Regions from separate parts of the Homo sapiens genome. Here region 2 is linked to region 1. The links are chromatin contacts, found by Hi-C or POLR2A ChIA-PET in ENCODE. All regions are on one chromosome and are shown on one strand. Each heading gives the region's core, a stretch centred on a gene start or an enhancer-like site at or near the end of the contact. The rest is flanking DNA. Distances are from core to core; before and after follow the strand shown. Region 1 has its middle 3.9 kb from the start of APOBEC3B-AS1. Region 2 has its middle 19 kb from the start of CBX7.

Region 1 (7,797 bases), core at 3,833-6,332:
TTTTATTAGGGATTTTCAAAAGGGGAGGGAGTGTGTGAATAGGTGTGGGTCACAGACATCAAGTACTTAACAGGGTAATAGAATATCACAAGGCAAGTGGAGGCAGGGCGAGATCACAGGACCTCAGGACTGAGGCAAAATTAAAATTGCTAATGAAGTTTCGGGCACCATTGTCATTGATAACATCTTATCAGGAGACAGGGTTTTAAGAGCAACCCGTCTGACCAAAATTTAGTAGGCGGGAATTTCCTCTTCCTAATAAGCCTGGGAGCGCTATGGGAGACTGGAGTCTATCTCACCTCTGTAATCTCGACCATAAGAGACAGGTACGCCCTGGGGGGGCCAGTTCAGAGACCTACCCCTAGGTGCGCATTCTCTTTCTCAGGGATGTTCCTTGCTGAGAAAAAGAATTCAGCGATATTTCTCCCATTTGCTTTTGAAAGAAGAGAAATATGGCTCTGTTCTGCCCGGCTCACCGGTGGTCAGAGTTTAAGGTTATCTCTCTTATTCCCTGAACAATTGCTGTTATCCTGTTCTTTTTTCAGGGTGCCCACATTTCATATTGCTCAAACACACATGCTGTACAATTTGTGCAGTTAATGCAATTATTACAGGGTCCTGAGGCGAAATACATCCTCCTCGGCTGACAGGATTAAGAGATTAAAGTAAAGACAGGCATAGGAAATCACAAGGGTATTGATTGGGGAAGTGATAAGTGTCCATGAAATCTTTACAATTTATGTTTAGAGATTGCAGTAAAGACAGGCATAAGAAATTACAAAAGTATTAATTTGGGGAACTAATAAATGTCCATAAAATCTTCACAATCCACGTTCTTCTGTCATGGCTTCAGCTGGTCCCTCCATTTGGGGTCCCTGACTTCCCACAACACCTCCCTCCCTTCCTTGACCCTTCCTTCCCTCCTTCCCTCCCTCCCTCCCTTCCTTTCTTCCTCCCTTCTTCCCTCCCTCCCTGCCTCCTTCCCTCCCTCCCTCCCTCCCTCCCTCCCTCCCTCTCAGGAGAGAGCAGCACACTGGAATGGCTGAGCTTGAGGACCCCCCATCTGGCTTGCACAGTCACCCAAACCACCACCCCTCCCCTTCCCTCCTCTTCTGCCTTGAGGAATCTGACTGTCTGGAAACTTGTTTCTCCTTCTCCATGAACATTCTAAAGCCACTGGCCATGCACTGGTGCTACCAGGTCACCTGGAGCATCTCCTGGAGCCCTTGTCCTTAATGTGCCCAGACAGTGAACAGCTTCCTGGCTGAGCATGTCAACGTCAACGAGAAGGCTTGAAGCCTGACCCCTCCACTGCCAACAGCCAGAAATTGCAGGAAATGAGGACCCTGCACCGGGCTGGTCAGCTGTCATGTGGGATGTCAGGGGGAGGCTTTGGGCTGAAGGGTGGTTGGGAGCCGGTGGGGAGAGTCCTTGGCTAGGACTGTAGGTGACACCAAGGACAAGACTCAGGACGTGGAAGACTCAGGACGTCCACATGGAAAGGATGCCAGGGCCAAGGCCGAGAGGTGCTGGGGAGGGCTCCCCACCTGCCCCACACACCATGGCCTCAGCCCCTGTGACGGAAGCTGACTATCTCCCCCTCACCGCAGTGTTTAGCCCTGCTGGGAAGACTGTTCAGACCACCAGGGAAAGCCCTATGAGACCTGGTCCTGCCTGGAGACGGATGGACGCCACCAGCCTGTCCTGGGTCACAGCTGTCCCCAGGGCTCTTCTCTCCCTCTGTACCTTGGCGGGCCCCATCCTCTCTCCATTTCCTCCATGATAGCCACTTTCCAGATTTCTAATGCAATACGTTAGTTTAGCTTTTTCTGCACTTGCTCTAAACACCAGCACATAGTACACAATCTTCTGTGTGTGGCTCTTGTCACTCAACCCTATGTTTGCAAGGTTCACCCATTCTGTTTATCACGGTTGCAGGTCAATTCCTATTGCTGTCCACTATCCCACCCGTGAATACCCGGCACTCACTTTGCCAGTTCTGTTGTTGATGGGCATTTGGCTTTGGGTGTGATGACTGTGGCAGAGTGGAGGAAGACACGAGGGGAGCGAGGGGGCCGGGGGCCGCTGGGACCCGGCTTCACCAGGACCATGTTCTCTCTGCAGAACATTGTTCATTTATCTACTCAGTCTCTTTGATCTTTTCCAATCTGGTATGAGAATGGGCTACTGTATAGTATTTCAATGGTTACTAGGGGGAGATTAAACTGATGTCTTTGTTGTTTTAAACTGTTTTGTTTGTTTGTTTGTTAGTGGTGGTTTTCTTTTTCTTTTTTTTTTTCTTTTCTTTCTTTTTCTTTTTTTTTTTTGAGATGGAGCCTTGCTCTGTCACCCAGGGTCGAGTGCAGTGGCGTGATCTCGGCTCACTGTAAGCTCCACCTCCCAGGTTCAAGCAATTCCCCTGCCTCAGCCTCCCGAGTAGCTGGGACTACAGGCAACCACCACTACGCCTGGCTAATTTTTGTATTTTTAGTAGAGGTGGGGTTTCACCATGTTGGCCAGGCTGCTGTCGAACTCCCAACCTCATGATCTGCCTGCCTTGGCCTCCCCAAGTGTTGGGATTACAGGCATGAGCCACCACGCCTGGTCTGTTTTAAACTGTTTTTTTTTTTTTTTTTTTTTTTTTTCCCAAGACAAAGTCTTGCTGTGTCGCCCAGGCTGGAGTGTAGTGGCACGATCTCGGCTTACTGCAAGCTCCGCCTCCTTGGTTCACACCATTCTCCTGCCTCAGCCTCCCAAGTAGCTGAGACTACAGGCGCCCGCCACCACACCTGGCTAATTTTTTGTATTTTTAGTAGAGACGGGGTTTCACTGTGTTAGCCAGGATGATCTCGATCTCCTGATCTCGTGATCCACCCGCCTCGGCCTCCCAAAGTGCTGGGATTACAGGCATGAGCCACCGCGCCCGGCCACAAAGTGTTTTTAAGGAAATTTCTATCCACTCTTACTCCCTTTCATCCCGTAACACGTAGCTCTACTAGCCTGCTATTGGGCTTTCCTGCTAATGAACAAAGTTCCATAGCCTCATTCTAAAAATTGTGCACATCTTTGTATATACGAAATACTATAAGATAAAGATGAAGATGTCCCCTCTCCCCTGCAGCAACTGAGGGGGGAGATCTTGCTTTTATAGAACGAGTTCAATGAATCTGAACGTAAGAGTAAAGTCTGGCCGGGCATGGTGGCTCATGCCTGTAACCCCAGCACTTTGGGAGGCCGAGGTGGGCAGATCACCTGAGGTCAGGAGTTAGCAGAGAGCAGAGAGCAGCCTGGCCAACGTGGTGAAACCCCGTCTCTACTAAAAATACAAAAATTAGCCAGACGCGGTGGCGTGCGCCTGTAATCCCAGCTACTCGGGTGGCTGAGGCATGAGAATTGCTTGATCCTGGGGGGCGGAGGTTGCAGTGAGCCGAGATCGTGCCACTGCACTCCAGCCTGGGCAACAGGGCGAGGCTCCGTCTCAAAAAAAAAAAAAGAAAAGAGTCAAGTCTGATATTGACAGAGCATCAGTCCTGATTTTATGTGCTATTGGATACTGGTAGGAACGCTTGTCACTGTTACCAAGCAGCACAAGGGGAGCAGTGTGAGTGGCAACTCTGCAGCCGGCTGCCTGGGTTTCATCCTGCTTCTGCCACTTACTGGATTGTGGCATTTAGCAAGTTACTTAGCACCTCTGTGCTTCAGTCTGTCATATGAAATGGAGATGATAATACAACTTCTTCATTGTGGGTTGTGAGGCTTAAACGAGTTTGTTCATATTCATATTATAGCTACATATATTATAAAGAGCACCTGGCCCATAGTGAGCCATTTAGAATATTGGTTTGTTATCTATCACCAGAAATCTGTCCCTGAAAACAGAGTGTTAAAAATCATCTTGATGGTCGGGCACAGTGGCTGATGCCTGTAATCCCGCACTTTGGGAGGGCGAGGCGGGTGGATCACCTAAGGTCAGGAGTTTGAGACCAGCCAGACCAATATAGTGGAACCCTGTCTCTACTAAAAATATGGAAATTAGCCAGGCGTGGTGGGGTGTGCCTGTAGTCCCAGCTACTTGGGAGGCTGAGGCAGGAGAGTTGCTTGAACCCGGGAGGTGGAGGTTGCAGTGAGCTGAGATTGCGCCACTGCACTCCAGCCTGGGCGACAGTGAGATTCCATCTCAAAAAAAAAAAAAAAATCATCTTGCAGGCAAGGTGCAGTGGCTCACATATGTAATCCCAGCACTTTGGGAGGCTGAGGTAGGTGGATCGCTTAAGCCTAAGAGTTGAAGACCAGCCTGGGCAACATAGTAAAACCCTGTCTCTACAAAAAATACAAAAATTATCTGGATGTGGAGGCGTGCACCTGCAGTCCCAACTACTTGGGAGGCTGAGACAAGAGGATCACCTGAACCTGGGGAGGTCAAGATTGCAGTGAGCTGTGATTGAGCCACTGCACTCCAGCCTGTGTGACAGGGCAAGACTGTATCTCAAAAAAAAAAAAAAAAAAGAAAAAGAAAAAAAATCATCTTGCAAAAGTTGTATAAGACCCATACACAGAAAACTACAAAACTCTACTAAGAACTAAGAGAAAGTTTTTAAAAACACCTAAATCAATGGTGAGATATACCATGTTTTGGGATTGAAAGACTTAATATTAAGAGGTTAAATCGGCCAGGTGCGGTTGTGCATGCCTGTAATCTCAGCACTTTGGGAGGCTGAGGTGGACAGATCACTTGAGATCAAGAGTTTGAGACCAACCTGGCCAACATGGTGAAACCCGGTCTCTACTAAAAATACAAAAAATTAGCCAGGCGTGGTAGCGTGCACCTGTAATCCTAGCTACTCAGGAGGCTGAAGCAGTAGAATTGCTTAAACCTGAGGTTGCAGTGAGCAGAGATCCAGCCACTGCACTTCAGCCTGGGTGACAGAGCAAGACTCCATCTCAAAAAAAAAAAAAAAAGTTTACAGATTTGATGCAATCCTAATCAAATTCTCAGGGTTTGGGGTCAGCTCTTCTGCCCCCTTGCGGAAGCTCTGTAATGTGTGCACTAAGTCAGGATGCCCTCCCTTCCCAGCGGTCAGATTTCAGGGCTAGCCACAGAGACCGCCCTGGCAAGTCTGCTGGGAGGAAGTGAGGCAGCAGCCCTTTTCTGGCATGCTCACATCTCCTTGGCGTGAAGCAGCACCTGGGCCTGCAGCTGCCAGGAGCAGTCCTAGATGGTCCCTGAGTGTCTCTGATCCTGAGCCAAGTGTGTGTCTTTAGCTCCTTGAGGAAGGTCCCCAGTAGGACACAATTAAAGTCAGAGGCAAGAACGATGACATGGGTTCTGTCTCTCCTCGTACGCTCCACAGCTCAGACCTGTGGGTTCCAGCTGGCTCTTGCTCTCCCACACCTAGCATCCCTCATCCCTTTCTGATGGCCCCTTGAACCACCCCGCCGCAGACTTCAAGCTCCAACATCACAGGCAGTGAAGACAACATTTTATGGGGGTTGCTTAACCAGCCCCTGCAACTGGATAAGGTCAGATTCAGATTTTTTAAAATTCGTAAACAAAATATATACATCTTAGTGGTTCTGTTTATTGGCTGAACCCCAACTAATACACCCCTAAAAAGCATTACCGTGGCAGGGTACAGTGGCTCATGCCTGTAATTCAAGCATTTTAAGAGGCAAAGTTGGGGCCGGGTGCAGTGGCTCACGCCTGTAATCCCAGCACTTTGGGAGGCTGAGGCAGGCGGATCACAAGGTCAGGAGATCGAGACCATCCTGGCTAACACAGTGAAACCCCATCTCTACTAAAAAAAAAAAAAAAGAATACAAATTTGGCCGGGCGTGGCGGTGGGCGCCTGTAGTCCCAGCTACTTGGGAGGCTGAGGCAGGAGAATGGCGTGAACCCGGGAAGGGGAGCTTGCAGTGAGCTGAGATTGTGCCACTGCACTCCAGCCTGGGCAACAGAGCGAGACTCCATCTCAAAAAAAAAAAAAAAGAGGCAAAGCTGGGAGGATTACTTGAGCTGGGGAGTTTGAGGTTGCAGTGAGCCATCACTGCACTCCAGCCTGGGCAACAGAATAAGATCCTGTCTCTAAAAAATTAAAAAATTAAATTTAATTAATTAAAAATTTAAAAATTAAAAAAATGTTTAAAAAGCATTATTCTCTGCTGGGTTCGGTGGCTCACACCTGTAATCCCAGCACTCTGGGAGGCCAAGATGGGCATATCACTTGAGGTCAGGAGTTGGAGACCAGCCTGGCCAACATGGTGAATCTCCGTCTCTACTAAAAATACAAAGATTAGCCGGGCGTGGTGGCAGCTGCCTCTAATCCCAGCTACTCGGGAGGCTGAGACAGGAGAATCGCTTGAGCCCAGGAGTGGGAGGTTGCAGTGAGCCGAGATCGTGCCATTGCACTCCAGCCTGGGTGACAACAATGAAACTCTGTCTCAAAAAAAAAAAAAAAGAAAAAAGCATTATTCTCCTACATCTCTCCAAAATTACTTAAAATATTTTAAGGGACAAATGGATATCGATTTCCAATGAGTTCAGGGTAGGCTGTGCTGCTAGACACGGTGGTGTCCGTATTTGAGCTCGATTCCCGTTCTTGCTAGGGTAGCACGTTATCGCTCCTAAATCATTCACGCGTTAAAGACAAAATCATAGTGTGAATTAGGCACACTTAGAACTCAATGATCTTTTTTTCTTTTTTTTGAGGCGGAGTCTCGCTCTGTTGCCCAGGCTGAAGTGCAGTGGCACGATCTCGGCTCACTGCAACCTCCGCCTCCTGGATTCAAGCAATTCTCCTGCCTCAGCCTCCAGAGTAGTGCTCTAGCAAATTAACTGAACCCAAAGAATGGGTCATGGGAACCTCAACTTGAAGCCTGTTGGTCAGACACTCCAGATGTCTGAGCTTTCTACTGGTGTCTAAAGCAGGGGCAGTTTTGGGGACTGGGCCCTCAACCTGTGAGATCTGACACCATCTCAAGGCAATGTTGGATGTGACTGAGAGGACACCTGGCTGGTGCCTGCTGAAGAATGGATTGCTTGTTTGTTGGTGGGAAGAAATCCCCCACATTTGGTCACAGAAGTCTTCTGTGTTGACTGTTGTTGTGTTGGTGCGAGAGCAGAGGAAAAACACGGCTTGAGTTTGTGTGTTTTTCTACACACTCAGTTTCCCAAGCCCTCTTAATTCCCAGCCGTTGCTTGTTGCCTGTTGCTGGGGTCTCCCGGCCAAAGCTGAATGCCTCTTCACAAGACCTTGTCGTGAGTCTTTCTGTGGTGTATCTGTCTGACCCTCACCCATCTGAAGCTTTCTGTAGGATGTTAGGTACATAATCTCTCTTTGACCATGGTTTTAACTCCCGGCCACCAATTCCAGGGCAGATGGAAAAGTCGTGCTTGGCCTTCTAGCACACTTACATAAATATTCCATAAAAGTAAGAATCACCAAAACTGACACAAAATGGAGAAAAATCACTCAGTTAGGTCGATCATCAATGAGGACACTGAAAAGGTAACCAATCCTCACCTAACCTCAGGCCTTGATGGTTTTACTGGCAATTTCTACCAAATTGTCAATGAACAGATCATTCCACATTACAGAGACTATTCCAGAGAAAAGAAAATGATGGGAAGCTTCCCAAATCATGACCGAGGTTTATCACAACCCTGATGCTACAACTGGGCAAAAATAGAAAACAATTTTTTAAAAACTATAATTCATGAGTAATTTCAGTCAATGAGACACAGCAGCCCAGGAACTGAAGAGTCCCTGACTAAAAAGGCATTAAATCTGGCCGGGTGCG
Region 2 (7,797 bases), core at 2,245-4,744, 170 kb after region 1:
GGATGTCTGCGATCAAACTAGTAATAAGCACATTTTAAAAAATGAAGCAGGCCAGGTACAGTGGCTCACACCTGTAATCCCAGCACTTTGGGAGGCTGAGGCAGGAGGAAGACTTGCTGTATACAGGAGTTCAAGACCAGCCTGGGCAACATAGTGAGACCTAGTCTCTACAAAATATCAAAAATTAGCTGGGTGTGGTGGTATGTGCCTGTAGTCCCAGCTACTCAGAAGGCTGAGGTGGGAGGATGGCTTGAGCTCATGGGGTTGAGGGTGCAGTGAGCTGTGATCACATTACTGCGCTCCAGCCTTGGTGACAGAGTGAGACCCTGTCTCAAAATAAATAAAATAAAATGAAGCAAAATAAAAGACAAATAGAAAGCCCAGAAAAAATACAGTTAATTTTGAGAAGTGAAAGTAGTCATAGTATACCATGTGGCTCAGCTATGAAGCAAACTGACATAATCTTAATGATATAATACTGGATATTGCTATAACCAAAAGGACAATATTATTATGCTGGGAGAATGGAGGGAAAGGAGGAGCAGAGGAGAGCCATACCCTCCCACTCTATAGTAGCCATCAATAGGTAATGTTAAACACCAAAAGATCCAGAAGTGGCCCATAGCATGCAGTTTTCGTGGTTTACACAAAAGAACCAGCTAAAGGAACTGAAATGGTTGCCTCTGGAAAGAGGTAAAACAGGGTGGGGAATATTATTTTTCTCAATGAACCTTGCAGAGGGCCAGGCGCGGTGGCTCATGCCTGTAATCTCAGCACTTTGGGAAGCTGAGGGCGGCAGATCATGAGGTCAGGAGTTTGAGACCAGCTTGACCAACATGGTGAAACCCCATCTCTACTAAAAATTAGCCGGGTGGGGTGGCATGCACCTGTAATCCCAGCTACTCAGGAGGCTGAGGCAGGCGAATCACTTGAACCCAGGAGGTGGAGGTTGCAGTGAGCTGAGATCACACCACTGCACTACAGCCTGGGTGACAGAGCGTGATCCTGTCTCAAAAAAAAAAAAAGAATCTTGCAGAACTATATGATATGTGTGTATATGTACACATTATAAATATAAATTATATGCATGTATAATGACGTGTGTATCCATATAATAAGAAAATACATATATATACATTACACAGGTATAATTTTGATGTGTAAATACCAAAAAAAGAGGCCCTGAATATAATCTCTAAGGGAAGGCAGTCGGGGGGCCTCTGCAACTGCCTGTGGACCTTCGCTGGAGGGAAACAGGACTGAGGTGGGTGGGCTACTCAGGAAGCCTCTGCATGGCCCAGCAAAGACAAGAGCATGGCCTAGACTATGGCCCTGCAGGAGAATGGAGAGAGGTAATCAGATTAGAGAGAGAGAAAAGATGTGGTGAATTAACTGGGGTATGGGGCAGGTAGAAGGTCAGTTTGGATGCCCCAGTCTGGGAAAGCATAGTGCCCTCCACTGAGCTGAGGCTTCTCCTTTCAGAGGGGAAACAGACGTCATCAGAGGAGAAGCCCCTCACCTTCCTGCCTCAAACCCCCGCCCCAGGAGGACCACCTTCATGGGCAGGTGGTCAGTCAGTCACACAGGACTTCCCTCCTCAAAGGGCCAGGCATGTGGCTTAATGCTCTGCTGTCTTGAAATTCATAACAATTGTTGAACAAAGGGCTCCATGTTTTCATTCTGCATGGGACCCCACAAATTATGCAGCCACCCCTTCCCACCCCCAGTATGTCTGTACCCATGTCTGGCTCGCGTTACCTGCTCAGGCATCAAAATTATCTGTAGAGCTTGTAAAAACCCAAACTCTCAGACCCACCTCCACCTCTATGTGGGTTCCTGATGTCAAGGACAACTGCCACCATCCTCTAAGTGTCTTAGACCTTCTGTCCTCAAAGTGTGGTCTGAGACCTGCAGCATCAACCTCACTCGAGAGCTTGTCAGAAATGCAGATTCCCAGGATCCACCCCACACCCACTGAGTCAGAACCTGCAGTGTAGCAGGACCCCCAGGGGACTCACCTGCACATTTATTTGTGAGAAGCACCGTCTTAGGCTATCTCAAGGGAACATTCTAGACTTTTCCCCCTAATTCACAGGTCACCAGGTACTGCGAGTTATTCCCTAATTACATCACACATCCCGCTGCAACTGCCCCCAGGATGGCTCCTCTTGGAGGTCCCACGACCTCTCAAACTGAACATACCCAGACCTGAGCGCCCTGCCCTCTTCTTCTCCCAAGTCACTTCTTCCTCCCCCTCCTCCTCCCCTTTTTCCAGTACCTGTCCAGGTGAACTGAGCCAGCCAAGCCAGGTACCCAAGGAGTGTTCCAGGGCCTCCTCTGGCTCACCTCCCTCCACCTCTCACCATCCCCTTCTCCCAGTCTCTATAGCAACCACCAACCACCCTCCAAGACGTAGCCACCAGCACCTCTCACTTCAGCCACCTCCACCATCTCGCACTGGCAGTGGACTGACCATGTCACTCCCTAGAACGACCCCTCGGTGGCTCTCAGCTCAGGGCTGTTCTGCAATGGCACACCTCCACACCTGCTCTCTGCTTACTAAATGCTTCCACTATTACTATTGCTTCCAGCTTTCAAAACGAAGCCTGATCAGCTTCTCCTCCACAGCCTGCCCTGGCTACCCCTCTGCCTGCCCCCACCAAAACTTCTGGGCTCCCCTTAGCCACAGCCCTGGTCCTGCTGTGGTCTGTGAGTTTCCCCCAGCAGCCTGAGAGCTCCTCTGGGAGGGACAGGGAACTGCCTGATTCAATCACCAGCCTGGTGCTCTGCCTGGGGCCATGCACACAATAGGGGTCCTGTGTTTGAGTAGATAAAGGCCCAGTGAGGGGCTAGCCTTCAGCAAGCCACAGGGAGATGGCAGAAGATGGGGTTACGCAGCGGGAGTGGGGAAAGCTGTTACAGAGGTGCCCTTGTGGACCCAGCTATAGGCGGGAGGATTGCTTGAGCCTAGTTCAAGACCAGCCAGGGCAACATAGCAAGACTCCATCCCTAAAAAAAATAAATTTAACATTTTATTTTATTTATTTTTAGACGGAGTTTCACCTTGTTGCCCAGGCTGGAGTGTAGTGGTGTGATCTCAGCTCACTGCAACCTCTGCCCCCCAGATTCAATCGATTCTCCTGCCTCAGCCTCCCTAGTAGAGCTGGGATTACACGTGCGCATCAACATGCCTGGCTAATTTTTGTATTTTTAGTAGAGACGGGGTTTCATCATGTTGGTCAGGCTGGTCTCAAACTCCTGACATCAGGTGATCCACCTGCCTCGGCCTCCCAAAGTGCTGGGATTACAGGCGTGAGCCACCACGCCTGACCAAAAAATTAAATTTAAACTCTTAAAAAGGTCAGCCCCGGTTGAATAAAAAACAGAGAGGGATGGCTACAGGACGCCTGGTGCCCAGTTCCCGTCCAGAGCCCTGGAGGACAGCAGGATTCTCTCTGCCCACCAGGTGGCGCCAGATTCCCGGCGTCCGGCTGCCCAGCGCTCGGTGTTGGGTGGATGGGGCCCCAGGGAAGCCAGAGGCAGAGCCTGCAGGACCCACAGCAGGTCCTCGAGGGGACATGCCCCATCTGCTTTCCTTGCCTGAGCGTCCACCATCAGCACCCTCCACAGTACAGGGAGGAGGGCTGTGGATGATGGGTGTGTCACGGGAAAATGGAAGAGAAGGCTGAGCGTCTTGCAAAGCAGCTATCGGGTGATGGAGCTAGACATTTGCACACCTGCAGGCTGGGTCACATCCTGTTTTCTGAAGACGCTCACCATGGGGCCTGTCTGCGCGGCCACCGGAGCCAGGATCGAGCCCAGACAGTCCAGTCCCAAACAGACCCACACTCTTAAGCACTGGGCTTGCCTGCTGCCCCTCCCTGCGGTCAGATCCCCTCCTGTTACAGATGAGGAAACTGAGGCCCAGAGAGGGGAATCGCTTGCTGAGGATCCACCCCTTGTGTGGAGCAGAACCAAAATGAGGGCTTCTGCCTGGTGGCTCCGAGGCCAGCACGCCTTCCTCCGCCATCGTGGAAACCCCTTGTCCCTTCCTGTCCAAGGAGCCCCGGCCCCCCTCCCGTGGGCTTTTCCCAGGAGCCTCCCTGTTCTGCCCAGCTCCCCTCTCCTCCCTTGCTCCAGACCCAAGCCACCCACAGACTACAACCCTTCCTACAGCCCCTTTCAACAGCCCCCGAGAGGATTTCCACCAGGGATTGGAAGAGGTCCTCATTCCTCCCACCCCCGGGCCGGATGGGGGCCGGAGGGGCAGGTGCGCGAGCGGCGCCGGATGGAGGATAGAGGGGCAGGAGGAGGTGTGGGCAGGCATGTCTTTTCCGGGTCCCACCTGAGGCCCCAGGTGCAGCCCCCTCGCACCATCCCCCGTCTGCCTGTGTTTGGGACCCAGGGCTGCGGCCGAGATCCATTTCCTCCCAGCCTCTGACCACCTGCTCCTGCCTCTCAGCACGTCTGCTTCTCCCCTCATCCCCTTAGCAAGCCCTGGCCTCTGCTCCTTTCCTGCAAGCGCCCCACAGTTATCCTGCCTCTTCTCAGGGCACCCTTCCCTTCCTCCCATGTCTCAGTGTTGTCTTCCCCCAGCTGGGCCCTGGGCAGCCCCCTCCCTGAGCACTCCTCCACCAGCCCTCAGTCCACAGCTGGGAAAACTGAGGCCTCTAATCTGGGGGCTACTCAGGCACATGGTTGGAGTTCAGTTATCTGTGTGTCCCCCAGGCCTGGCACAGAGCCCCGCACTGGGGTGGACTCTGCAGTGGGAGATGGTGGATGGGTTCAGCACAGAGCCCAGCGCTGGGGTGGACTCTGCAGTGGGAGATGGTGGGTGGGTTCAGCACAGAGCCCAGCGCTGGGGTGGACTCTGCAGTGGGAGATGGTGGGTGGGTTCAGCTGTGCTGGAATCTTGCTCCACCACAGCATGCTGTGCAGCCTGGAGCAGGTCCCTCAACCTCTCTGAACCTCCATTTTCTCATTTGTAAAACCAGGAAGAATGAGGCCTATTTTTTAGGCTTGTAGTGAGAATTGACAAGACAACGTATGCAAAATAAATATCACAGTATAAGGTGGTTGCCATTCATTCATTCTATAAATATTGATTGAACACCTTTTTTTTTTTTTTTTTCAGATGGAGTTTCACTCTTGTTGCCCAGGCTGGAGTGCAGCGGTGTGACCTCAGCTCACTGCAAACTCCGCCTCCTGAGTCCAAGCAATTCTCTTGCCTCAGCCTCCCAAGTAGCTGGGATTACAGGCGTGTGCTACCACGCCTGGCTAATTTTGTACTTTTTTTTTTTTTTTTTTAACTAGAGATGGGGTTTCACCACCTTGGTCAGGCTGGTCTCAAACTCCTGACCTCAGGTGATCTGCCTGCTTCGGCCTCCCAAAGTGCTGCGATTACAAGCGTGAGCCACTGTGCCCGGCCTGATTGAACACCTATTATGTCTCATTATTATTAAGTTCAAAAGAAAAGAAGCCAATTCAGCAGACCCCAGATTCTGACCTCCCATCCTATGCTGTTTCCTGGTGCATCCTCCACTCCTAATCCACACGGAGGCGTCACCCTAAATTACCCGGCTGCACATATCACTACCCTGGTCAAAAGCCCCCAGCAGTTCCCCGGTGCCTAGGGTGTCAGCTCCCGACTCCTGGCAGTGACACTGAAGACCCTCTGTGATCTGGTTCCAGCCTCTTTTCCATGGGATCTCTCTATCTTGTGACACCAACTTTGACTACAGGTGTGCAGATCTGGGTCCCGTGGCCAGAACACCCTGGGCTTTCTCACTGCCACGCCTGTGCTCCTGCTATGCCCTTGAGTGGAACAGCTACCATTTTTGTCCTTACCCAACAAAGTCCCGTCCGCATTTTCTGGCCCATTTCCCCCAGGTGGCCTCTCTGACCACCTGGAGCCAGGCTCTGAACCTCAGTCAGCCTCCTCGCCTAAGCATCCCGTTCCCCACTCCCCAACCGGGCCCTGCAAGGCCAGCTCTATCACCAATCATTGGCAGGAACCACTGGGCTAACAGCAGGTGCTGGACCGATCCACATGACAGGGGATGGCCTGACCTGCCCGTGTGATCAGAGTCCAGCTCTGCCACTGTCCCACGGGGATCATTCTTATCCGTCACATTCCTAAATGGACTAGAATGGTGGCCTCCTCTGCCCTGGGACCCTACTCTCTCCAGGCAATGGAGAAAGAGCCAGGGGTCCCCCCACCACTAACTGCCCCACTGACACTGTGGGGTCTCTTCCCATAGTCACGGTGCAGGCATCAACCAGATACCAGACTAAATGGGATTATCCAGACAGGACCACTGGGCCAGAGCCTTCTGCTGGAGGGAGGGAGCTTTGCTCCTCCCCTACACCCTCCCTGTTCCAGGGCTCAGTCCCTTCCACAAGGTCCCACCAAGCCTTCACAAGCCTGCCCCGTCTAGCGATGGGGAGCCCCATACCCCCTGGGGCATCTTGTCCATCTCTGATAGTTAGTTCAGAGCTGAGCTAGCTGCCTCCACGGAATTTCTGCCCCATTCATTCATCCTCTGTGAGTTCCTTCTGCACGCATTGAGCACCTACTGGGTGCTAGTTGATGTGCCAGCTCGCCTGAGCTTTGCAACACCTCTGTGAGGTGTGAAGGCGGATGCTGATGACAGTGATGGTTACAAAACCAATGAGGAAAGTGAGGTGCAAAACCAATGAGGAAAGTGAGGTGCAAGAGAGATCGCCACCCACACAGAATCTCACAATCATCAGGCAGCGGCTGGGCCAGGAGTAGATTTTCCATCTGGGTGACCCAGGAGCCTGTGCTCTTTCTTCCACTGAACTGAATACGTCCCCTAGCAGGACTTAGGAGGGGTAATACTTGGGGAGGTGGGGGCAGGACTAGCCTATCCAGTCCCCCAAAGCCTTCAGTAGAGGGCATAGAGCTGGACCTGCGTTGGGGTTACCAAGGGTAGCCAAGGGTAGTTTTGGAGCTGCTGCAGCCGCTGCTCACCCCCGGGAGCCTCCTTCTGAGAAGGAAGTATTATTGAGCCTACATTGTGTTGGGAGGGAAAACGTGGGGTCCTTGGAGCCCTGCCAGCCCCCTGCCTTCAGGCTGTTTGGCTTTGTTTGTTTTTTTGGTCTTTTTTTTTTTTCCTTTTTCTTTGGGCTGATTGTTCTCATTAAATCTTTTTGTCCTGTTTTGTTTTTTACGGGGCTGACAATGCTGCTCAGTGCTTAGCGCGGCTTCCTGTGTTTCTGCCCCAGCGCAGGCCTCGATGGGGCTGTGCTTCCTGTTGTGAGCCGTCGCCATGGCAACTGGAGGCCTGGTGGGCTCCATGGGGGTATGGGGAGGGGTGACATCAGTGACGTCACCGGGTGAGAAGGCAAGGGGCAGGGGTCTGGAGGGGGTTGCATGGGGGAAGGGCAGCCAGCAGCCAGCCGGCGCATTGCTGGGAGCTGACTCACAGCCCGGGAAGGGGAAGAATGCCCTCACATTCTTTTGGGAGGTAAACAAGGTCAGGGAATGCGGCTGGGATCCTGTTTACCTGACCCTGGCCCCCCGGGGGACCCGAAGCCCTTACAGGACAACACACTGGAATAGAACCAGCCAGACTTGGGGGGCTAGGGAAGCAGGGGAGAAGAGAGGAACCGTGAGGGGCCCCCAGGTGGGGGCCAGAGACAGAAAGCCCAGGATTCCAATCACATCTCCACTAGGTGACAGCGTGACAGCTCTATGACTCTGAGCAAGCCACATGGCCTCCCTGTGCCTCAGTTTCCCCTATTTCTAAATGGGGAGAATTTCTCGTGCAGATG

The links. A loop is a pair of places that touch in the nucleus more often than their neighbours do. ChIA-PET counts read pairs that join two places held with the same protein, here RNA polymerase II (POLR2A). Pooled maps may share reads with other maps.
Region 2: a pooled map shows a loop between it and region 1 (2.6-fold over the local background). The contact joins two enhancer-like sites. A Hi-C loop is called at or near these places in 7 of 50 pooled maps. POLR2A ChIA-PET finds 5 or more read pairs at or near these places in 5 of 52 experiments (HEK293, WTC11, activated B cell and 2 more).

The regions. Positions count from the first base shown.
Region 1 is chr22:38,998,254-39,006,050 of GRCh38, forward strand. No RefSeq gene overlaps it. Among named protein-coding and RNA genes, the nearest start is that of APOBEC3B-AS1, 3.9 kb to the left of the region's middle. RefSeq lists an enhancer at 1-472. Within about 2 kb of position 5,083, at least 2 of the 41 ENCODE cell types and tissues checked have a DNase peak (open chromatin) inside an H3K27ac peak, as active enhancers do.
Region 2 is chr22:39,167,502-39,175,298 of GRCh38, forward strand. No RefSeq gene overlaps it. Among named protein-coding and RNA genes, the nearest start is that of CBX7, 19 kb to the left of the region's middle. RefSeq lists enhancers at 4,197-5,002, 6,015-6,684. Within about 2 kb of position 3,495, at least 5 of the 41 ENCODE cell types and tissues checked have a DNase peak (open chromatin) inside an H3K27ac peak, as active enhancers do.